2 separate regions of the Homo sapiens genome follow, and region 2 is linked to region 1. Evidence: read pairs that join two places in POLR2A ChIA-PET (ENCODE). Cell type or tissue: Caco-2. All regions are shown on one strand. Each heading gives the region's core, and the rest is flanking DNA. Links, peaks and the distances in the headings are about the cores only.

The links. Peaks named below come from ENCODE experiments on the same cell type or tissue, not always from the same donor. Only the 100,000 strongest peaks of a DNase experiment are listed, where the experiment ranks them.
Region 2: POLR2A ChIA-PET joins it to region 1 with 7 read pairs; 14 of 35 experiments call an interaction of 5 or more read pairs at or near these places.

What each region holds. Positions count from the first base shown.
Region 1 is chr12:31,364,970-31,377,030 of GRCh38, forward strand. LINC02387 (long intergenic non-protein coding RNA 2387) reads right to left here and starts at 4,332. Exons shown (of 2, transcript NR_146469.1): 1 at 3,780-4,332. LOC124903091 (U6 spliceosomal RNA) reads left to right here and starts at 1,295; the gene lies at 1,295-1,397. RefSeq lists enhancers at 1-49, 5,373-5,980, 5,981-6,589. In Caco-2, for the core only: no CTCF peak of the experiment used is centred there; DNase peaks (open chromatin) are centred at 4,812, 5,212, 6,072, 6,482 and 2 weaker places; H3K4me3 peaks cover 1,446 bases.
Region 2 is chr12:31,310,894-31,322,954 of GRCh38, forward strand. All of the region lies in intron 1 of SINHCAF (SIN3-HDAC complex associated factor), which reads right to left. Among named protein-coding and RNA genes, the nearest start is that of FLJ13224, 7.4 kb to the right of the region's middle. In Caco-2, for the core only: no CTCF peak of the experiment used is centred there; a DNase peak (open chromatin) is centred at 5,088.

The sequences.
Region 1 (12,061 bases), core at 2,768-10,767:
GTTTGAGGTGCTTTGTAGGCCATCTGAGAATAAATGCCTCGTAGGCAGTTGACATGCGGGGATCTGGAAAGCCTCTTAAAGAAATGGTGAGAGATGGAGACTTGAAAATCCAAGCACCTAGACGCCCGTGATGGGAGTAGTTAACATGGCCCTGGGACCCTTTCCCAGAGTTTCTAGGACACCTTACGCAGCAACAGTGCTTGCTTTGAAAGATAGTAAAGGAAGAAAGTCTTGCCAATTGTCATTCACAAAAGAAAGTCAAAAATATGTTGCCAGAGAGGACAGGAGAAAGCCAGGAATCACGGGAAGCCAGAAGAGAGCTTCGAGTACTATGAGAACAGCACAGTAGGTTAGGTAAGGACTGAAAGGAGGCCGGTGAGTTGAAGCCCACTGTGGGTGGGGAGGAAGGAGAAAAGGAATGTTTTCCAGAAATGCAAAGCATTACTTAATATTTATTTTATTTTATTTTTTTGAGATGGAGTCTGGCTCTGTTGCCCAGGCTGGAGTGCAGTGGCACGATCTCTGCTCACTGCAACCTCTGCCTCCCGGGTTCAAGTGATTCTCCTGCCTCAGCCTCCAGAGTAGCTGGGATTACAGGCGCCCACCAACATGGCTGGCTAATTTTTGTATTTTTAGTAGAGATGGGGTTTCACCGTATTAGCCAGGCTGGTCTCGAACTCCTGACCTTGTGATCCACCTGCCTCAGCCTCCCAAAGTGCTGGGATTACAGGCGTGAGCCACCATACCCGGCCTATTTTATATTATATTTATTTTATTTTATATTTTTTGCTCTGTTGCTCAGGCCGAAGTGCAGTGGTACAATCATGGCTCACTACAGCCTCCACCTCCTGATTCTCAAGCAATCCTCCCACCCCAGCCTCCCAGAGTGCTGAGATTACAGGTGTGAGCCACCACACCTGGCCTCCATTACTTAAAAATGTTTTAAAGGCTGGACACAGTGGCTCACGCCTCTAATCCCAGCACTTTGGGAGGCTGAGGCAGGAGGATCACCTGCAGTCAGGAGTTTGAGAGCAGCCTGGCCAGCATGGTGAAACCCCGTCTCTACTAAAAAATACAAAAATTAGCTGGGCGTGGTGGTGGGTGCCTGTAAACCCAGCTACTTGGGAGGCTGAGTCTGGAGAATTGTTTGAACCTGGGAGGCAGAGGTTGCAATGAGTGGAGATCATGCCATTGCACTCCAGCCTGGGCAACAGAGTGAAACTCCGCCTCAAAAAAAAAAAAAATTAAAACTGTCACTTCCAAACACCATTAAAAAACAAAGTGCCTGATTCGGCCGTACATGTACTAAAATTGGAACACTGGAACGGTAACAGAGAAGATTAGCATGGCTCCTGCACAAAGATGACACGCAAATTCATCAAGCATTCCTTTTTTTTTTTTTTTTGGAGACAGTGTTTCACTCCTATCACCAAGGCTGGACTACAGTGGCGTGATCTCAGCTCACTGCAACCTCCACCTCCCGGGCTCAATGGATTCTTCTGCCTCAGCCTCTGGAGTAGCTGGGACTATAGGCATGCACCACTGTGCCCGGCTAATTTTTGTATTTTTGGTAGAGACGGGGTTTCACTATGTTACCCAGGCTGGTTTCAAACTACTGAGCTCAAGCGATCCACCCGCCTCAGTCTCCTAAAGTGCTGGGATTACAGGCGCGAGCCACTGTGCCCAGCCTCATACTTTTTATATTCATTTTGAAAAAAACCAAACATACAAAATATAGATAAGCATTTAGATCACAAGTTCCCCAAACTGGTCTTTGTAGCAGCAATTTAGGAATCACCTGGGTGGTTTTTAAAAATACATATTCTGCCGGGCACGGTGGCTCACTTTGGGAGGCCGAGGCGGGCGGATCATGAGGTCAGGAGATCGAGACCATCCTGGCCAACACGGTGAAACCCCATCTCTACTAAAAATACAAAAAAATTAGCCGGGCATGGTGGCGGGCGCCTGTAATCCCAGCTACTCGGGAGACTGAGGCAGGAGAATGTCATGAATCCAGGAGGCAGAGCTTGCAGTGAGCGGAGATCGAGCCACTGCACTCCAGCCTGGGCGACAAGTGAGACTCTGTCTCAAAAAAACAAAACAAAACAAAAAAAAACCAGATTCTGGGTTTGCCCCAATTCCATAAAATTAACCTCTCAAGGGTGAAGCAGGAGAAACTATTTTTTAATGTGCCAAGTGACTTTGAAGTGTGACAAGCTTTTTAAACATTTTATTTGGAGTTTTCTGCTTTTATTATTTTTAATTGACACATAATAATTGTATATATTTATGCGGTACCATGTGAGATTTTGATATAGGCATACAATGTGTAATGATCTAATCAGGGTAATTAACATATCCATCACCTCAAAGAGTTTTGACATCACTCATTTAAACCTCTAAGAAATACTTTTCAGCTGGGCGCAGTAGCTCACGCCTGTAACCCCAGCACTTTGGGAGGCCGAGGCGGGTGGATCACCTGAGGTCAGGAGTTCGAAACCAGCCTGACCAACATGGAGAAACCCCATCTCTACTAAAAATACAAAATTAGCCAGGCATGGTGGCACATGCCTGTAAGCCCAGCTACTCGAAAGGCTGAGGCAGGAGAATCACTTGAACCCGGGAGGCAGAGGTTGCGGTGAGCCGAGATTGCGCCATTGCACTCCAGCCTGGGCAACAAGAGCAAAACTCCTTGGCCGGGTGCGGTGGCTCACGCCTGTAATCCCAGCACTTTGGGAGACCGAGGCGGGCGGATCACCTGAGGTCAGGAGTTCGAGACCAGCCTGACCAACACGGTGAAACCCCATCTCTACTAAAAATACAAAATTAGCCGGTCATGGTGGCACATGCCTGTAATCCCAGCTACTTGGGAGGCTGAGGCAGGAAAATTGCTTGAACCCGGGAGGCGGAGGTTGCAGTGAGCTGAGATCGCACCACTGCACTCTAGCCTGGGTGACAGAGCGAGACTCCATCTCAAAAACAAAACAAAACAGAAAACAAGAGCAAAACTCCGTCTCAAAAAAAAAAAAAGAAATACTCATTTTTCTTTGACTTTAAGCCCTTTTAGAATAAATAAAGCGGTACAAAATATTCATAGATTACTAAACTGTTAGAAGCCAATTGTTAAATTTAAGACTTTAATAGGGAACTTAAAGCAATCAAGAAAATAAACTCTCCACAAAGTTTTAAAAAACAACTATAAAATACATCCTGTAGGCCGGGTACAGTGGCTCAATCCCAGCACTTTGGGAGACCGAGGCAGGCGGATCACCTGAGGTCAGGAGTTCGAGACCAGCTTGACCAATATGGAGAAATCCCTTCTCTACTAAAAATACAAAATTAGCCAGGTGTGGTGGCGCATGCCTGTAATCCCAGCTACTCGGGAAGCTGAGGCAGGAGAATCACTTGAACCCAGGAGATGGAGGTTGCGGTGAGCTGAGATTGTACCACTGCATTCCAGCCTGGGCAACAAGAGCGAAATTCTGTCTCAAAAAAAAAAAAAAAAAATCCTGTAGGTTTGTTATCAAGAAAATGCTGATGACTATAATTAGGATTATAAATTTAGTTGAGAGTGAGAGCTAGATTAGTAAATAAAATTGTCTATAAACATTTGTAAATCAGTCATCCTCCTGGGTACGGTTTGTAAAAGAACCCAGTGCTTAAGTGAAGAGCAGGGACAGCTCCTGGCTCTGGATGGGGGAGAAGTCTTCCTTGTTTCATAGTCAAGGAAAGCTCCCAGCTGACCATCACCCTCTTCTCTTGGAAAACGCCACACCTACCTTCTTGCCATTCCTAGAGCGATTTTCCAGCCTGAGTGGTATGACTGCTTCCATTTCCTCGCCACTCTTGTTTGTCCCTGGCAGTTCACTTTGATTCTCAAAAGTCCATTAAAACCCCTTCCAGGTCCTCCGGGATCCCTGGCCATGTAAGCTCTGCCACCAACAGCAGCCTTTCTAGTACAAAGTCTCTAGAGCTTTCCACAGCCTCTGGCTTGGTCTCTCCCTCTCCAGGCTGGCCACAGGCCCCCAGGGACCTATCTGCCATCTCTTGGAAATATCTTTCTAAATTCCCCACTCCCCCTCCTGCCTTTCCACGACTTTGAGTTGCAATAGTTTGCCCAGTTCCCCTTTTCCTTGTAGTCTTTAAAGATAAGTCCACAGGTTTTTCATTTGTTTATAAGATTTACTCTCCATCAGGAAATGAAAATAAACATAGGGAAGCTGATAAGTCACAGCTCCCCACCCCCAGCCGTTGTTCCGGGGAAGCCTCTCTAGCAAGGCTCAGATGTTTCCATCTTAAGGTTAAATCACACCAAACAATAGAAGCCCTTTGGTTTCACCTCAGTGGGCGGGATGTGCCTCCTTTCATGGATCTCCTGCCCCACACAGGATTTCTCTGGACTCCTTAGAGTGTTTCTTCAAAACTAGTTCAATCTCGATCTAATTAGTCCCCAAAGAGATGCAAACCAAACGAGATGCGATTTTTGTTCTATTAGGAGGGCACAAAAATAAAAAATAAAAATTAAGCCTGATAATAGCCTGTTTGGGCCAGCTTGCTGGGAAGCGGACTCATTTTTATACTGCTGGAGGGGTTCGGAATCAAGAATCTTAAATATGTGCATCCCCTTCAATCCAGTAATCCCACTTCTAGGAAAATATCCTGAGGAGATAATCAAGATGTGCAGTCAAGAATTTATGAACAAAAGATACTCACTGCAGAGCCATAATTGAGAAGAACTGGAAAGGACTTAACATGCCTCCCAGGTGGGGCTTGGCTCTGCAAATCCTCATCTGACTCTATGATGGAATGGGATGCATCCGGTCATGCAGTCATCCGTGCGACAAATAGTTCTTCAGTACCTACTCTGCGTTAGGTAAACAATGCAGAGTATTGTTAACTTGGCTGGGTAAACAGGTAAGTTCTCAGCCCCCCTGGAAAATCCATGATCTCCTAAAGTAAAGCAATTTAAAATTGTTCACATTATTTGTGTGTGAGTGTGAGGGGGCGCTTTATCACCCTCCACCTCTCATCCCCCCACCACAAGCAGTTGCCAAATTCAAATAATTTTTCCTTCAATGCCTCTCCCGTGTGACCGCTCCTTTTCTTTCAAAAGTAAATCCTATGTCTGGGAGGTAACCCGATCACCGCGGAAAGAACGCCGACATGGAAATCTTAGGATTGGTTTCTCGTTCCAGGAAGTTGCGCTACTTTGGGCAAATCACGTCACCTCTGGGACTGTTTCTAATCAGAATAAAGAAAGGGCTGGACCAATCTTTCAGATCCTTTGAATCCAATCATTTTTGGCCTTATGACGGAACCGTCTGTAGATGAGGGCATCTGAATCCTAGTTAAAGGGAAGGGACGGTGAAGCCCTTGAAGATCTGGGGCATATTTCCTGAACACCAAAACGGGAAAGGGCTGTCTAGAGTGAAAGTATAAGACAGACAGGCCCTGTTCCAGGAAGCTCCCTGCACTCTGCTCTTCTCCTCAAGCCGACCCCAAACTCACAGCCAGCTTTAGCAAGCAGGCCCGTCATCCTTCCAGGTGCTATGTAATATTAAGAAGCAGCAGCTAACAATTATTAGTGCTACTAGGGGCAGGAGATTTGCAGTTCCCTCGCTTTCACACAAAAGTATGAGGTCTGTTTTATTATTCCCACTCTAAAGGCAAAATGGAAGCTCACGGAGATTACAGAACTTATGGGAAGTGACAGGGCTATTTGCCACGTTTATACTGGCCAGTCTTCCTCTTTTTCTCAAAGGGTGGGGTGGGAGAGCAGCCTCCCGTGTTATCACCCTCTCCTGCGGCAGAAGACAGAAGCATAGGTCATTTTGGTAGTACGGGTTTGTTGATTACCAACTGGGAGACAGAGGTGAGGTAAATCACAAGCATGGATGTTAGCAGGGCTGCAGAAGTTTATAAATAAATGATCTTAGAATCTCCAGCAGCCCCATTCTTTCATTTGGTAACCGGCCTCCTCCCTGCCCTCATCCCTGTAGCGCCCTTCCCCCATGAGGGTGAAGGGTCAGCTCTAAAAATGCAGTCAGGAAGGAACAATGAGAGTCCTCTCCCCGCCTGGGAGAAATGCAATTTGCATCTCAGATGAGCTCAGATTGGTGAAGCCTCGTTTGGACTCTGATCCTTGCAGTAAGGATCTGCTCTGGGAATCTCCTGTGACCTGTTGAGGTTTGCTGCTCCAAAGGAATAAGGAGTCTTTGACATTAATGTCCATTTAACTCAGGGATCTAAAAAGGCAGGTTAGTGTTAGAGTTCTATAGGCACCCCAGAATTGTACCTAAGAGTGTGTGTGTGCGTGCATATGTGTGTTTTCCTGGGGATGGTGTAGCTTTCCTTAGATTGTCAAAGGAATTTATAGCTGCCCAAAGGTTAAAAACTTGTGTGACAAGTGAGTGTGATAAAGGAGGAACAGTGGTGCAGATCCTGTGGGAGGGGAGAATGACTTAACAAACCCAGAGGTGGGGGTGGGAGGGAAAGAATTCAGGTGAGACTGCACTCAGAGGTAGGATTCCTTTTTCTTTTTTGTAGGTAACATTTTTTGTTTTCTTACTGTGTGCCAGGCATTGTTCTAAACTAAATATACAAGGCCAGGCGCAGTGGCTCACTCCTGTAATCCCAGCACTTTGGGAAGCCGAGGTGGGTGGGTCACTTGAGGTCAGGAGTTCGAGACCAGTCTGGTCAACATAGTGAAACCCCGGCTCTACTAAAAATAGAAAAATTAACCAGGTGGCTCGTGCCTGTAGTCCCAGCTGCTCGGGAGGCTGAGAGAGGAGAATCTCTTGAACCCCGGAGGAGGATGTTGCAGTGAGCTGAGATTGCACCACTGCACTCCAGCCTAGGCAACTGAGAAGACTCTGTCTCAAAAAAAAAAAAAAAAAAAAAAAAAAGACAAATACGTAAACTAAAATCTATGAGAATTAGGTAATTCTCTCTCTTTTTTTTTTTTTTGCCAGAGTTTTGCTCTTGTCGCCCAGGCTGGAGTGCAGTGGTGTGATCTTGGCTTACCGCAACCTCCGCCTCCCGGGTTCAAGTGATTCTCCTGCCTCAGCCTCCCAAGTAGCTGGAATTACAGGTGCGCACCACTAGGCCCGGCTGATTTTTGTATTTTTTTAGTAGAGACGGGGTTACACCATGTTGGCCAGGCTGGTCTTGAACTCCTGAACTCAGGTGATCCACCTGCCTTGGCCTCCCAAATTTCTGGGATGACAGAAGTGAGCCACCGCGCCCGGCCTAATTTTTTTTTTTTTTTTTTTAAGAGACGGAGACTTGCTCTGTTGCCAGGCTGGAGTGCAGTGGCGCCATCTTGGCTTACTGCAAGCTCCACCTCCCAGGTTCAAGTGATTCTCCTGCCTCAGCCTCCCAAGTAGCTGGAATTACAGGTGCGCACCACTAGGTCTGGCTGATTTTTGTATTTTTTTAGTAGAGACGGGGTTACACCATGTTGGCCAGACTGGTCTTGAACTCCTGACCTCAGGTGATCCACCTGCCTTGGCCTCCCAAATTTCTGGGATGACAGGAGTGAGCCACCGTGCCCAGCCTAATTTTTTTTTTTTTAGAGATGGAGTCTCACTCTGTTGCCAGGCTGGAGTGCAGTGGCGCGATCTCGGCTCACTGCAAGCTCCACCTCCTGGGTTTAAGTGATTCTCCTGCCTCAGCCTCCCAAGTAGCTGGGACTACTGGCTGGCGCCACCACGCCCAGCTAATTTGTATTTTTAGTAAAGATGGGGTTTCACCATGTTGGCCAGGATGGTCTCCATCTCTTGACGTCGTGATCTGCCCGCCTCGGCCTCCCAAAGTGCTTGGATTACAGGTGTGAGCCACTGAGCCTGGCCTAAATTTTAAACTATTTGTAGAGACAGGGTCTCGCTATGTTGCTCAGAATGTTCTCAAACTCCTGAGCTCAAGCAATCCTCCTGCCTTGGCCTCCTGAAGTGCTGGGATTAAAGGCATGACCCACTGTGTCCAGCCTTTTGTGGGCTTTTTGACATCCTTTTATGTTTTTCTTTGGTGAAGTGCCTATTCAAATCATTTGCACGCTTTTTTTTTTTTTTGAGATGGAGTCTTGCTCTGTCCCCCAGGCTGGAGTGCAGTGATGCGATCTCGGCTCACTGCAAGCTCCGCCTCCTGGGTTCACGCCATTCTCCTGCCTCAGCCTCCCGAGTAGCTGGGACTACAGGCGCCGGTCACCACGCCCGGCTAATTTTTTTTTTTGTATTTTTAGTAGAGACAGGGTTTCACCGTGTTAGCCAGGATGGTCTTGATCTGCTGACCTCGTGATCTGCCCATCTCGGCCTCCCAAAGTGCTGGGATTACAGGCATGAGTGAGCCACTGCGCCCGGCCATTTGCCCTTTTTTTGTTGTTGGGCTGTTTATCTTATTATTGCATTTTGAGGGTTCATTATATACTCTGGATACAAGCCCTTTGCCAGATATGTGTGTTGCTAATATTCTCTACCAGTCTGTGGCTTATCTTTGCATTCTCCTAAATTTCTTTCAGAGAGCATACATTCTGGTAGAAGAGTACTTAGTCCTGGGCCTGGCAGATTTATTTCTTTCAGGACCCAAGGCCTCTGCTGCAAACATGTTCCACCAGATCTTTGGTCAGAATAAGAAGCATATGAGCTTGATCATTGTTATGGTCACAACTTTTGTATCCCCTCAAAATTCGTACATTGAAACCTAATCTCCAATGTGATAGTATTAAGAGTTGGGGTCATTTGAGAGGTGATGAATGGGCTTCACGCCCTTATAAGAGGGCCAAAGGAGATTGTTTACCCCTTCCACCATGTGAGTGCACAGCTGTAAGGCACCGTCTGTGAGGAATAGGCTCTCACCAGATACTAGCACCTTGGCTCTTGGACTTCCCAGCCTCCACAATTATGTCTGTTTTTTGTTTTGTTTTGTTTTGTTTTTGAGACAGAGTTTGCTCTTGTTGCCCAGGCTAGAGTGCAGTGGCACAATCTCAGCTCACAGCAACCTCTTCCTCCCAGGTTCAAGCAATTCTCCAGTCTCAGCCTCCCGAGTAGCTGGGATTACAGCCACCCGTCACCAAGCCCAACTAATTTTTGTATTTTTAGTAGAGATGGGGTTTCATCATATTGGTCAGGCTGGTCTCAAACTCCTGACTTCATGTGATCCGCCCACCTCAGCCTCCCAAAGTGCTGGGATTACAGGCATGAGCCACCACACCCGACCTGTTGTTTATTCTTTATAAGTCATCCCGCATATGGTATTTTTTTCTTTTCTTTTTTTGAGACAGGGTCTTGCTCTGTTACCCAGGCTGGAGTACAGTGGCATGATCATGGCTCATTGCAGCTTCAACCTCCTGAGTTCAAACAATGCTCCCACCTCAGCTTTCCAAGTATCTGGGACAACAGGTGCATGACACCATGCCTGGCCAATTTTTTGATATTTGTAGAAATGGGGTCTCCCTATGTTGCCCAGGCTGGTATTTTCTTATAGAAGCCTGAATGAACAAAGACACTGTCCATCTTTTTCTTTTTTCTTTTTTTTTTTTGAGACAGAGTCTTGCTCTGTCACCCAGGCTGGAGTGCAGTGGTGCAGTCTTGGCTCACTGCAACCTCCGCCTCCTGGGTTCAAGCGATTCTCCTGCCTCAGCGACCCAAGTAGCTGGGATTGCAGGCAAGCGCCACCACACACGGCTAATTTCTGTATTTTTAGTAGAGACTGGATTTCGCCATGTTGGCCAGGCTGGTCTTGAACTCCTGACCTCAGGTGATCCACCTGCCTTGGCCTCTCAAAGTGCTGGGATTACAGGTGTGAGCCACTGCGCCTGGCCCATCTTTTTTTTTTTCTTTTCTTTTTGTAGAGAGAGAGAGACAGACAGAGTTTTGCCGTGTTGCTCAGGCTGATCTCAAACTCCTGGCCTCAAGTGATCCTCCCACCTTGGCCTCCCAAAGGATATAATCCCATGCCTGGAATTACAGGCATGAAACACCATGCCTGGCCATTCTTAATTTTATGACATCCTCACACTTGTAATCTCAGCACTTTTGGAGGCCAAGGCAGGTGGATCAACTGAGGTCAGGAGTTCGAGACCAGCCTTGCCAACATGGTGAAACTCCGTCTCTACTAAAAATAACAAAAATTAGCTGGGTGTGGTGGCTAGTGCCTGTAATCCCAGCTACTCGGGTGGCTGAGGCACAAGAATCACTTAAACTGGGAGGCAGAGGCTGCAGTGAGCTGAGATCACACCACTGCACTCTAGCCTGGGAGACAGAGCCAGGCTTTGTCTCAAAAAAAAAAAAAAAGAAAAAAGTTTTGTGAAGTCCACTTTATCAAGTTTTTATTTTATGTACTGCATTTTCTTGTTGTATCTAAGAAATCTTTGGTGAAAAAGATTTTCCCTGTGTTTTATTTTATTTGTTTCAGTGTCTCGCTCTGTCACCCAGGCTGGAGTGCAGTAGTATGATCTCAGCTTAATGCAACCTCCGACTCCTGGGTTCAAGTGATTCTCCTGCCTCAGCCTCCTGAGTAGTTTGGGATTACAGGCCCTTGCCACCACGCCCAGCTAATTTTTTCACCTAATTTTTGTATTTTTTGGTAGAGATGGGGTTTTATCACGTTGACTAGGCTGCTCTCAAAAGTACTGACCTCAAGTGATAAGCCTGCCTTGGGCTCCCAAAGTGCTGGGATTACAGGCATGAGCCACTGTGCCCGGCCTGACCAATCTTGATAAATGATTTTTGTGTACTTGGAAAGAATGCATATTCTGCTGTTGTTTTGTTGGAATTTTTTTTTTTTTTTTTTTTAGATGGAGTCTCGCTCTGTTACCCAGGCTGGAGTGCAGTGACACGATCTCAGCTCACTGCAACCTCTGCCTCCTGGGTTCAAGCAGTTCTCCTGCCTCAGTCTCCTGAGTAGCTAGACTACAAGCGCACACCACCATGCCTGGCTAATTTTTGTATTTTTACTGGAGATGGGGTTTCACCATGCTGGCCAGGCTGGTCTTGAGCTCCTGACCTCGTGATCCACCTGCCTCGGCCTCCCAAAGTGCTGGGATTACAGGCGTGAGCCACTGTGCCCGGCCCTGATTTTCTATTCTATCAATTATTGACAACAGGATCTGACTATAATTGAAGATTTGTCTATTTCTCATTGATTCCATCAGGCTTTTTTCCTTCTTCATGTTTTGAAGCTTTTTTTTTTTTTGAGACGGAGTCTTGCTCTGTCACCCAGGCTGGAGTGCAGTGGCGCCATCTCGGCTCACTGCAAGCTCCGCCTCCCGCGTTCACGCCATTCTTCTGCCTCAGCCTCCCCAGCAGCTGGGACTACAGGCGCACGCCGCCACGTCCGGCTAATGTTTTTGTATTTTTAGTATAGACGGAGTTTCACCGTGTTAGCCAGGATGGTCTGGATCTCCTGACCTTGTGATCCGCCCGGCTCGGCCTTCCAAAGTAGGGGGATTACAGGCGTGAGCCACTGCGCCCAGCCTTTTTGTTATTTTTGAATAGGATATAAGTGAGAAATTCAAGAAAGTTTTGAGGCATTTAAGAACACAGGTTGGCCAGGCGCAGTGGCTCACGCCTGTAATCCTAGCACTTTGGGAGGCCGAGACAGGTGGATCACTTGAGGTCAGGAGTTTGAAACCAGCCTGGCCAACATGGTGAAACCCTGTCTCTGCTAAAAATACAAAGAAAATTAGCTGGGTGTGGTGGTGTATGCCTGTAATCCCAGCTACTTGGGATGCTGAGGCAGGAGAATTGCTTGAACCTGGGAGGCAGAGGTTGCAGTGAGCTGAGATCATGCCACTGCACTCTAGCCTGGGCGACAGGGCGACTCCGTCTCAAAAAAAAAAAAAAAAAAAAGAACACAGGCTATGGGTTAAGCAAATGATAGACCTCAAGCTTATATTATTCTAGAGAACAGGGAGCATCTGGCCCACGCACCAGCCCTCATTTGAGTGACTTATTTTTAGGCTTTGCAACCCACATTAATTGCTCTTTTTTTTTCCTTTTTTCAACATGTTCTAAAATCGTATATATTTGAATCAAAGTACAGTACATGTCAGGATAAAGAATCA
Region 2 (12,061 bases), core at 1,504-9,503, 55 kb before region 1:
AGAGTCTCACTCTGTCGCCAGGCTGGAGTGCAGTGGTACAATCTCCGCTCATTGCAACCTCCGCCTCTGAGGTTCAAGCAATTCTCCTGCCTCAGCCTCCTGAGGAACTAAGATTACAGGTGTGTGCCACCACGACTGGCTGATTTTTGTATTTTTAGTAGAGATGGGGTTTCACCAGTTGGCCAGGCTGGCCTCGAACTCCTGACCTCATGATCCACCCGCCTTGGCCTCCCAAAGTGTCCGGCCGTAATCTATGATCTTTTGAAAAAAACAAGGGAATGGCATTTAACAGAGAAGCTGCTCATACCCACGCGTCTTTGAGCCATCTTCTGAAAGCTGGGGAGTTGGCTGTGGCAGAGGTCATACTGGATTTTCAGGAACAAGATCTGTTAGGGGATCCAACCACACTGTGCTTTTTCTAGCTATTCCTTAGCTTAAGCAGCTGAAACCAGCATGTAGACAAGCCGATAAATGTCAGAATGACCTGGGTCATAGATTTTAATTGTGAGTTCAAATTCTTTGGTAAAGCAAATCCGATCTTCATAAGGGTCAGGAAATTCCTTAACTATGGCCCATAATTTGGCCTTCGACTAGGGTTGATAGAGAATCAGGACTCCAGGCAGGCCGGGCACACACGCTGCTGGTACTGGAAGTGAACCACTGGGACCGAGCATGAGCAAGCCAGTGAGTGGGTCCCGCAGCCCCCTGGACCCAGGGCCAAGCATGGCGGCTGCCAAGGTGGCTTTAACTGAGAGAGCAGATCCAACTGAGCTTATAACAATATTTTTGAAGTATGCAAGCATTGAGAAAAATGGTGAATTTTTCATGTCTCCCAGTGACTTTATCACTCCATACTTGAACATTTCTGGAGAAAGCCAGCCTAACCCAAAGACTGTGGAACTTTTAAGTGGGGTGGTGGGTCAGACCAAAGATGGGAGGAATGTTGTCCCAGCGTTGATGATGCTAAGTTTGATCACTTGATGAAGGTGGCATCCACCAGCTATTTCCATTTTAATGACTAGTATCTTTTCAAGAATGTGTGGCCTTTTGATTGGTCCTGGGTGCCCCTGATACTTTGTTTATGGTAGCCTTTCAGCTAGCTGTTTGACAAAGCTGGCAAAGGAGAAGTAACTTTTGATCAGAAAGAGGATGGTACCAGCAGTCTACAGGTGTCATCCCAGTCACTGTTCCCTGGTCCCAATGGTAACAACTGACATTTATCACCATCAATTGGTTTTTCCTGTTTTTAAACTTAATTGGAACTATACAGAATGTACTCTTTCAGTCTGGCTTCTTTTGTTCAACATTTGTGAGATTTATCCATGCTGTATTTTTTATTTTTCTTCACTGTATAGAATTCCGTTGTGTGACAGCATATCCATTCTAGGGTCGATAGACATTTTGGGACATTTTCAGTTTTGGCTACTACAAGTAATGTGTTTTCAACATTGTTTTACGTATTTTGTGTGTGTGTGTGTGTGAGTGTGTGTATTTCTAGGAATAGAACTGCTGGGTCATAGAAAATGTGTAAATTTACCTTCAGTAGATCTTGCTAAACTGTTTCCTAAAATGATGGTACCAGTTAACACTCATACCATCATTGTATGAAGGCTCCATTTATTTCAGATATTTGCCAACACTTGGTATCAGTCATTTGTTATTTCAGTGGTATCTCAGTGTGGTTTTGATAAGCATTTCCCTGATTCCAAATGGGTCCTAGAACTTATTGGCCATTTAGGTATCCTCTTCAGTCATGTGCTTATCTTCTGGATACAAGACCTGTGGTGGTTATATGTTTCATAGATGTCTTTACTCTGTTCACTGTTACTCATTTAACTGAGTCTTGAGGAACTTAAGTTCCTAATTTTAATGTAGTACAAATTATCAGCATTTTCTTTTGTAGCTAGCTCTTTTTGCGTCCTGATTAAGAAATCTTTGCTTTCCTCCAGGTCGGGAAAATAATCTCCATTATTATCTTCCAGAAGTTTGTTTTCCTTTCAAATTTAGATTTTAATTGTTCTAGAATTTGTGATATTTTTACATGGCATTAAAGGTAAGGGTCAAAGATTCTTCCCTGGCCCTCTTCCCCATGGATATGTAGATCACCCAGCACCATTTAATGAAAAGATCACTCTTTTCTTTTTTTTTGAGACGCAGTTTTGCTCTCGTTGCCCAGGCTGGAGTGCAATGGCACGATCTCGGCTCACTGCAACCTCCACCTCCTGGGTTCAGGCGATTCTCCTGCCTCAGCCTCCCAAGTAGCTGAGATTACAGGTACCCGCCACCACGCCCAGCTATTTTTTTTTTGTATTTTTAGTAGAGACGGTTTCACCATATTGGCCAGGCTGGTCTCGAACTCCTGACCTCAGGTGATCCACCTGCCTCGGCCTCCCGAAGTGCTGGGATTACAGGTGTGAGCCACCCCATGCAGCCAAGATCACTCTTTTCTTTATTGCACTGCAGTGGTACTGCTGTCATAAATTCAATATGGGGCTGTATCTGAATGCTCTATTCTTTTCATATAATTGTATATTATCCACTAATACTATCTTAATTACTACAGCTTTATAAGTCATACCTGATAAGTCTTTCAACTTTATTCTTTAAGATTATCTTGGCTATTCTTGGCCCTATTCATTATCAAAACAATTTCAGAATAAGTTGTTAATTTCCACAAACATCCTGCTGGGATTCTGAATGCACTGAATATGTGTAATATCTGGGTGTATATGTGTAATTAAATGTTTTTTTGTTTGTTTGTTTGTTTTTTCTGAGACGGAGTTTCGCTCTTGTTGCCCAGGCTGGAGTGCAATGGCACGATCTCGGCTCACTGCAACCTCCACCTCCTGGGTTCAAGCGATTCTCCTGCCTCAGCCTCCCAAGTAGCTGGGATTACAGGTGCCCACCACCTCGCCCGGCTAATTTTTTGTATTTTTAGTAGAGATGGGGTTTCACCATAATGACCAGGCTAGGCTGGTCTCGAACTCCTGACCTCAGATGATCCACCCTCCTCAGCCTCCCAAAGTGCTGGGATTACAGGCGTGAGCCACCACGCCCGGCCAATTAAATGTTTTAATCCCTTAAAAAAAAGAGAAAGAGAATTAGGAATCCCCCACCTATCATAGGCTGTTCCCAGAATGAGGCAACCACAGGAAGCATTCCTGTGGAGTTCCTGTCCGTCACTTCTGAACAAGAGGTTGCTGCCAGGGTAGGTGGAAGGACAACAAGAGCAGGGGCCTTTGGAGCCGTGTTTCCTGTCACAGTCTAACAAGTGGCAGACAAGGAGAAAGAGATGGCAGAAGAAGAAAAATCAGATCCAGCCTGGAGAGTTAGAAAGATGAAGATAGAGTGGCAGGGCACAGTGGCTCACGCCTGTAATCCCAGCAGTTTAGGAGGCGAGGCGGGCGGATCACGAGGTCACAAGATTGAGACCATCCTGCCTAACACGGTGAAACCCTGTCTCTACTAAAAATACAAAAAAAAATAGCCGGGCGTGGTGGCGGGCGCCTGTAATCCCAGCCACTCTGAAGGCTGAGGCAGAAGAATGGCGCGAACCCGGGAGGCGGAGTTTGCAGTGAGCCGAGATCGCGCCATTGCACTCCAGCCTGGGCAACAGAGCGAGACTCCGTCTCAAAAAAAAAAGAAAGATGAAGATAGAGTGAAGGTGTAGGTGGTGAAGGAGGCCCAAAGAGAGGTACTTCTGAAGATTTTTTTTTTTTAATAGGAGAGTATATTTGAGAGCTATCTGTTAACACCTCTAAGTTGTTTATCAGCATTCTATAAGGAAGAAAGATCATCCTACCCACTTTTGCTACTTTCAAGATACCACTGGAAGTAGTTTCCCCATTCTGGTTGCTTAATTTTTGCACTAGCACCTTCCATCCTGGTCTGCATATATCAAAGGATCTGCATTTAGGCCATTGTGATGTGGAGTCATTCTTCAGTCATCCTGGTCCATTTGTTTAAGTAATTACACAATGAGGCACCCCAAGTACTGTATATTAACCCAGCTGGGGTTTCTAAAGGTGGAATCAGATGTTCTGCAGTTGCAGGGGATTTAGTCGATTTAGAGGATTTGTTCTCCATAATTTTTAATACCTTCTCATTAGATTGACTAAGTCAGGAGGTGTTCTGAATCTGAATGTGCTGCTTGCAAACACAAAGCTTGAGGATGCGCACCCAGGAAGCACAAGTTCCAGTAGCTTATTACCTGTGCTCTGAAGTAGACTGCATGAGGCACAGTCTTTATATATTTTTTAAACAGGAAAATATGTGCGGTATGGTGAAGCAATAGTTGAGAATTTGGTTCATATTCAGTGATGTTATGCCTAAAGTCAAGTAAATATGTGGTTGAGTGGGTAGAAGAGAAAAGTTAATAATTGTGTAGGCACCTTAGGGTCTGGTGGAAGGATGATTGATTCCATCCTGCCTTTGTTCTGTATCTGATAAACAAGTTTACAACCAGTATCTGTCAGTAAAATATTTAACAAACTCCAGTTACAAACCCAAGGGGTCAGCTTTAGTTTGTAGGCAGTGGTTTAATTATGCATATGTCCAAACTGCAGCCATCTTGGACCAGTTTTATCTTTTCTTCTGACACCATCTATCATCATCTATCTGTCTACAGTATGCTGTCTGAAGTTTCTTCAAATAGGACAAACATTTTGAGAAGTTCCTCAGGATTTGAAAGGTTACAGTTAAAACATGCCTATTTATGGGAGTTTGTAACGCTTATCTCTGACATAGCTGTTTTTGCAATATACACACATTCCTGGGCCAGAAAGAAATTTAGAGGAGGACTGTGTTGATCAGTTTTTTCTTTTATTTGCTTTCACAGGTGTAATAAATGTGTTGCTTAAATTTTAAGTTGTCATTTGTATAGCACTTTACATTTTATAAAGCACTTTCACTGGCATTCTTTCTTTGACTACTATTAGCCAAAAACCCAAAAATTGTTTTAATACTGTAACAGTTAAAAACAATCAACCATGGCCGGGCGTGGTGGCTCAAGCCTATAATCCCAGCACTTTGGGATGCCAAGGTGGGTGGATCACCTGAGGTCAGGAGTTTGAGACCAGCCTGACCAACATGACGCAACCCTGTCTCTACTAAATATAAAAAAATTTGCCAGGCGTAGTAGTGGCAGACGCCTGTAAATCTCAGCTACTCAGGAGGCTGAGGCAGCAGAATTGCTTGAACCCGGGAGGCAGAGTATGCAGTGAGCCGAGATTGTGCCACTGCACTCCAGCCTTGGGGACAAGAGCAAAAATTCATCTCAAAAATAAAAAATAAAAAAAAAACCATGCCATAATTATAGCTCTGACCAAATAAACTGAATATCCCAAAGTTAAAAAAGATTAAAGGTAATAGCTAAGTCAGCAAAAGCAATTTAAAAAGATAACTAATTATATGGACAATATATATAAACAAAAAAATAAAGTTTTAAAACACAACAATCAATTCTAAACATCTGTTTTGGCTGATTTGTAGGGTTTTCTTCTACTTTAAAGCTGTGGGTTTCATATAAATTTAATGATCTTAATGAATCTAACTTAATGAATCTAACCTTGGTGCTGATGAGTCAAGAAAGGGATGAGATAACCACAATATATCAAAGACACAAAAGGGACAATTCTAATCCCATCTAATGAAATTGGGAAGCCAAAGATCAAGAATAACGTCTAATTTTACATCTAATTAAACACATAAGTTTACTGAATATAATAATATACATAGGAAAGAAAAAGAGTTTCACAGCGATAGTTTATATTAAAGACGCTATTTAAGAAAAGTTTTCTGATAAATAAGATTAAAGATTATCTCTTATAAATCTCAGCAATACTAAATACTTGTTCATTTTAAGCTCCAACCAGGAAACAGAATGAAAAATACTGAAATGCAAATTTTAGAGCTTTAGTACCCTTTTTAATATGGAATAGGAGACAGAGAAAAGGTGATGAATTTAATTCAACTATTTTCTTGTCTTTTTAAATCTTTATAAGGGTGTTAACTCACATTTAAGGATATGGAGAGGGTTCTTATTACGATGAATTTAACATATGTTAAGTTCACCTTAGTTGGCATGCATGCTTTGAAGGACATCATTATTTACTCTAACTTCCCCAATTCCACTTTCTAGATTCCTTCTTCTGGCTTTTTTATATATTCAGAAGTAAAGCGTTTTTTAATATTCAAAAGTACCTTTCAAAACTCAGTAATACCACTGGGTGGACTAGATGGAAGAAAATTGAGAGCAATAGTCAAACGTGGTAAATAACAGTTAACTTCACAACTGTCCAAGTCATCTTGGGAACTGAAATTCTGATATGCACAAATTAGGGGAACAACCTCCCAAATGAAACTATCCTTAAGTTTCCAATAAACCAAAACCCTAGCTTCTAATTATCATTTTTTTCTTTCTAAAAATCAACTGGCCTAAGTCTTTAAAAACAAAAAAAAAACACAAGATAGTTGAAGTGACTTAAATGTCAACGAATTTTCAGACTGGTTAAATTATGGTTGAAACACCACAGCACGCTGTTTCAACCTTTAAAGCAAGTTGAACAGTAGTAATACAGTATAATCTCACAGGATGTTTTTAAAATGAGACTGTAACTACACAAACTTCTTTTTAAATTGGTTCTTAAAAATAGTAAATAGTGGTTGCCTCTGAGGAGTACAAGCATAAAAGAAGCTTACTTTCACTTTACTACCTCCTGCTTTTTTTTTTTTAACCAAGAGCATCACTCTCCAATAACCTTGGTTATCAAGACACACCTTAAGAGTAATCTAAAAAAGCACAGAGAGCTTAAATAAACTTCCTCAAAGACATACAGATGGAGAGATACAAATTAGAAAATACACTCCATGGGAGAGACTACGAAATAGACTGGTAAGATCTAAATACACACAGAGCAGAATGGGAAGGAAACTGCAGACAGGAGACAAGCGAAAGATTTGTAAAGTGGGAAGGAAGCAGCAGTGAACAAAGACAAAAAGAACTAAGCAACCAAAGACAACTTTGAAGTGAAGGAGATGCATTTCTTTAGAGCCAAACTAGAAATCATGATGATGGGAAAGGAAAAGAAATAACACGAAAAAATACTCGCGATCACAAACTGTGGGGATACTTGAGTTCCTGTAATTGGTAATGCCACCACTGACACCATTTTAGTCAATCATATGCTATCATTAATCACATTTAAGTACAGCATCCAGTAAACACTAACAGTGTAACTGGAGCAACACTTTTCACAAACGGTCAACAGGACTAAATGCTTTGTATTCTCCCGCGGCTAGGCTATTTGGCTGCAGTATTCCCCAATAATGAGACATGTTTCATCTGCAGTTAAGGAAACCCATGGAGCAGTAAGACATTATTTCCTCTTACCTGCTTCTAGATAGCAGCCTACATCTCAGCAAAATTCCTGAATTTAGCTAACTTTAAGGGATAAATGTAAATCTGTCTAGAATAAAACTGAGAAAGGGGTAGCAGACCCCACTTGTTTGCCAACAGCCTCTTCAAACATGTGCCCTGTCTCTGAGAAATTATATGGTAAAGCATTTATAACTGTGGCTGTCTATGGAATCCACACTTGGCAGAAGAGCCTAAAACTCATCCTATATAGGAAAGAGGTCAAACTCAGAAATAAACAAGTCTTCAACTGAAATGGCATAGGTTAAAAATAAAATTACAAATTCAAGTCTCTGGGCTTTAGATAGTGTAAAACACCAGGCCCCTCCAATTTTGGTAGAGCGAAAAAAAAAAAAAGAGAAACAAAACTAGGTCTCCCAATTCTAGATTAAGAGGAATTCCAGTACATGAAAAAAAAAACTGAAAGTGTCAGAAAGAATATTTATTTGCTTTTAATGGATGATTATGAGTTAGAAAATATAACCATACTTGGGTCTGCAATGAGTCAATTTGGAGTATATTTCTGCTTCTGTCTTTACAACTAAATAGGAAGTCACTCCTAATTTTATTTGCCCTTCTGTAACATTGGGAAATTCTGTTTATTTCCTTGAATTTATAAGAGTTGCACATTACAGAAAAATAAATGCTATCTATCCCAAGATATATACAACAAATTTAACTGAAGGTAAAATTCTGATTACTAAAGATTTTCTTTTAAGCCCAGGTCTGTGGGAAAAGAGGAACTTAGCCTTTTCAGGGAGACTTTAAGGTCATGAAAAGCCCCATATACTCCTCTATGAAGCTGTTCTCCCATTTTCAAACTTGAGAAAAATGTTAAGAAAATGGATACATGATAGTATACACACCTGATTTGACCCAAACCTCAGGAAAGTTCCTTAACCTCACTAATCCTGTTTCCTCATCTATAAAATAATGACAGGCCGGGCACAGTGGCTCACGCCTGTAATCCCAGCACTATGGGAGGCAGAGGCAGGTGGATCACCTGGTCAGGAGTTCGAGACCAGTCTGGCTAACATGGTGAAACACCGTTTCTACTAAAAATACAAAAAATTAGCCCAGCCTGGTGGCGTGCGCCTGTAATCCCAGCTACTCAGGAGGCTGAGGCAGGAGAATTGCCTGAACCCAGAGGCAGAGGTTGCAGTGAGCCAAGATCGCACCACTGAACTCCAGTTTAGGCAACAAGAGCAAAGCTCAGTCTCAAAATAATAATGACAAATCCAAATCTCCTGAATAGTATCTGTAAAGCATCAACACAACATCAACACAAAGATCGGCACAAGGTATGCACTCAGCTCTGACAATTCTTTTTACTCACCAATCTTTCTTCTTTCTCTCTTTTTTTCCTCTTACATTTCAGGTATCATTTTGCTTTCTGTCTTTGGGCAATCCACTCGCAGGAAGTTACTAACCAACCTTATTGGTAATACCTATTATTCATTCCCTGGTCCAATCTCTCCCCTTAGCTCTAGGATAAATATGGCCAACTGACCACCAATCCATTCCAATCTTTAAATACCCTGAGAATTGATTATATAATCTTCCCTCCAAATCTGCTCTTCCTCTATTTACCTATCTTGGTTGTCATCCACAGTCACACAAAAACAACTTGGAAGCCAACTGAGCTCTTCCTTCACCCTCTGCATGGCCCTCCATCAAATTTATTGTGAAGTCCTTAGAAATTCTGTTTCTTCCTTCACTTCCATCCCCACTGCCTGTTTGTTCCTCATCATGGTGCATGAACTCCTGTCAGAACCTTGTAACTGACTTCCCTACATCCTTTAAACATGTGATATCTTCCTAAAGTTCAACTACTAATCTTCCCTTCCAAGGTACCAACACTGGCTTCATGATAGTATCTAAACTCCTTGGCAAGGAATTCAAAGCTTTTCAGGATCTGCTCCTGCCTACCAGCTGCTCCCAACTTGGAATTCTGATATTCTAGGAGTGTCAAACAAACTTTAATAACTAGCCACCCTCTACTCAGGCTGTTATTTCTGCCTGAGACGGCTTACCCTCTATCCCCTTGACCTGGGAAATTCTCTTAAGAATTACTTATTTTACAAAACCCTTCCATACCTTTATTAGAACACCTACCACATAAGATTTCACTTCTTGTTTACTGCATTATCTCCTCTACTCAATAGTAAACCGCTGTAGAGCAGAAACTAAGTCTTGTATTACAACCAGGTGCTGGCTGTACATAGTACACAGAAACGGGTAGAATTTGCTAACTACTCAAAGAGTGGGGCAGCCAAGATTAATATAAACAGTATATTTAAGGGCATGGAATGGGAAATGGTGTCTACAATAAAGACGTGAATTTTAAAAACTAATGTTTTGAAAGGAGTCATTGTTTGCACTATTGATCATAGAAATATTTTTAATGTTTTTAAAAAGGAGTCTTTTTTTAACATTTGGTCTATAGACTTTTGCAGGAAAAAAAACCTGAGGTTTTAAAAGCTATAGGAAAAAATGTTTCTTGCTTATTTCAAGCAGGAGCAGGGGGAAGGAAATTAGACTAGTGTGGGGAGAAATGAGAAATGAGAGCTACTTCAACTCAGCACAGTTAACATTTACCAAATTAAAATAACAGTAAGCCAAACCAAACTTATAATAGGTGGAAAACAACTAAATACAAAGCTAGAAATAAATTCTTTTAGTTCAACTGTAACTTTCATACTTGAATATGTAACAGCGGTGTACCTGTGACATTAGTATTTCTGAGGCAAAGAGAAAACCTCCCTACCTTGAAAACAAACTCCCTTTTTGGACTAGATGACATTTCCAGATTATTTCCATAATACAGAAAAATCCTAGTTGCAGATTCAATAAAAAACTGGAGAAACAAAAGACAACAAAAAAGTCTCAATTTATAACACCCCAAAATCAAAACTTAAGTGTGGGAAATACAAGACAATCTTGTGGACAAGAGAAATCAGGAAGAAAGAAAAATGACATTTTCCAGGTTTCCGCAGGACTTTCTGATGTAAAATGGTTGAATCAGAATTGAAAAGACAACCAAGAGTCAAGGGCAGTGTCTTCCCAGAACTGCTTTCTTAAGGTAAGGGAGGGGACCAAAGACACTCATTCTTTCCACTAAAAATTTACTTAATGTTTCCCCAGAAACGATAACTGACACAGGCCTCAGTTTTATCTTCTGTAAAATGTCTACTTCCCAGTGTTGTGAGGACAACACAGCTAATATTTATCAATCATGTCACTGGCTTAATTACAACTTATTTAAAATAGGTATTACTACCATTTTACAGATGAAAAAAACTGGATCACAAAGTGACTATAAGATGATGACAGCTTTGAAACCCAAGCATTACTAACCCAGAAACCTCTGAACAGCAAAACTTCGTGCCTCAATACATGTGTTCCTTTTCTGCTCAACCAATTATATTCCTACCATCTCTTAAGAAAAAACGAAAATGACATACTTTTAAAGCAACCTACTATGTGCCTGGCATGGTAAATTGATTAATTTATCCTCATAAGAGCCCTGTATAGTTGGTTTAGATTTAAAAGTTTATGCTTTCCCCAGTGAAAAACTTTTATTTTACATGTAAAATGGTTCTTAAATTGCTTCTCTGACATAAATATGTCTGAGTTTGAGCCCTATGAGTCAGGATTTCCCAGGACTTGATAACCACTCTGGGGGAAAAAAAAAAAAATTGACCATTCAGGTTCCAGATATACAGAATTAAGAATACTGTGCAAGGACAGACAGACTTGGGGCCTGCTGTCCACCAGTGATCTAGAATATTCTACCAATTGAACTTCGTATCTCCAACCTCCCACAAAAGCAATACAAAGAGAAGGCAGTAGAGACCTTGTCTGTGGGTCTTTCCCACCCTGAATTCATTCACATTGATAATCCAAATCTCTGTTTTACATCATCTAATTAGTAAAACAAAAACCATTAAGCTCTGTATGTAGTATATGAAATCTGCTAGGAAATGGAAATTCTAGCCATAACTTAGCTATGAAATACTAATTAAGAAAAACAACTCAAACAATCTCAGCGTATTTGCAAAGCACCTCATATGCATTTTAAATACAGGACCCAGAGAAATAGCTGCGAAAGGAAAGCCAAAGTTATTAAATCCAAAGTTTTTCATTTTCTTGACATGCTCTTTCTATTTAATACAGAAATGTACTAATATAGGTTGCCTTTTGGTATTGTAATTTGGTCAACCAAAACTTGGGAAAAATAGGTCCAAAGTTTTTCATTTTCCTGACATGCTCTTTCTATTTACTACAGAAATGTACTAATATAGGTTGCCTTTTGGTATTGTAATTTGGTCAACCAAAACTTGGGAAAAATAGGTTTATTAATAACAAAATAATGAAAAAAAATGGATTTCAACTAGTATCGATTTTTAGGTGTGTGGGGGCAGGGGCATTCAAGGGTATTATTTCCTAGTAATGATCACTTAGATTCTAGGCCTTACACATGATTCAAATGCAGGAGAAATCAGGAAAGAAGCAACAGATATGGTGGTGGGTATCGGATGTCTAGACTACAGGCAAACCCCAAATACCAAAGAAGCATCCATGTGTCAAACCAGCATAATTTTTGAGCTATGCCTGGGGCCACATACAAAAAAAGAAAAGGTTAGC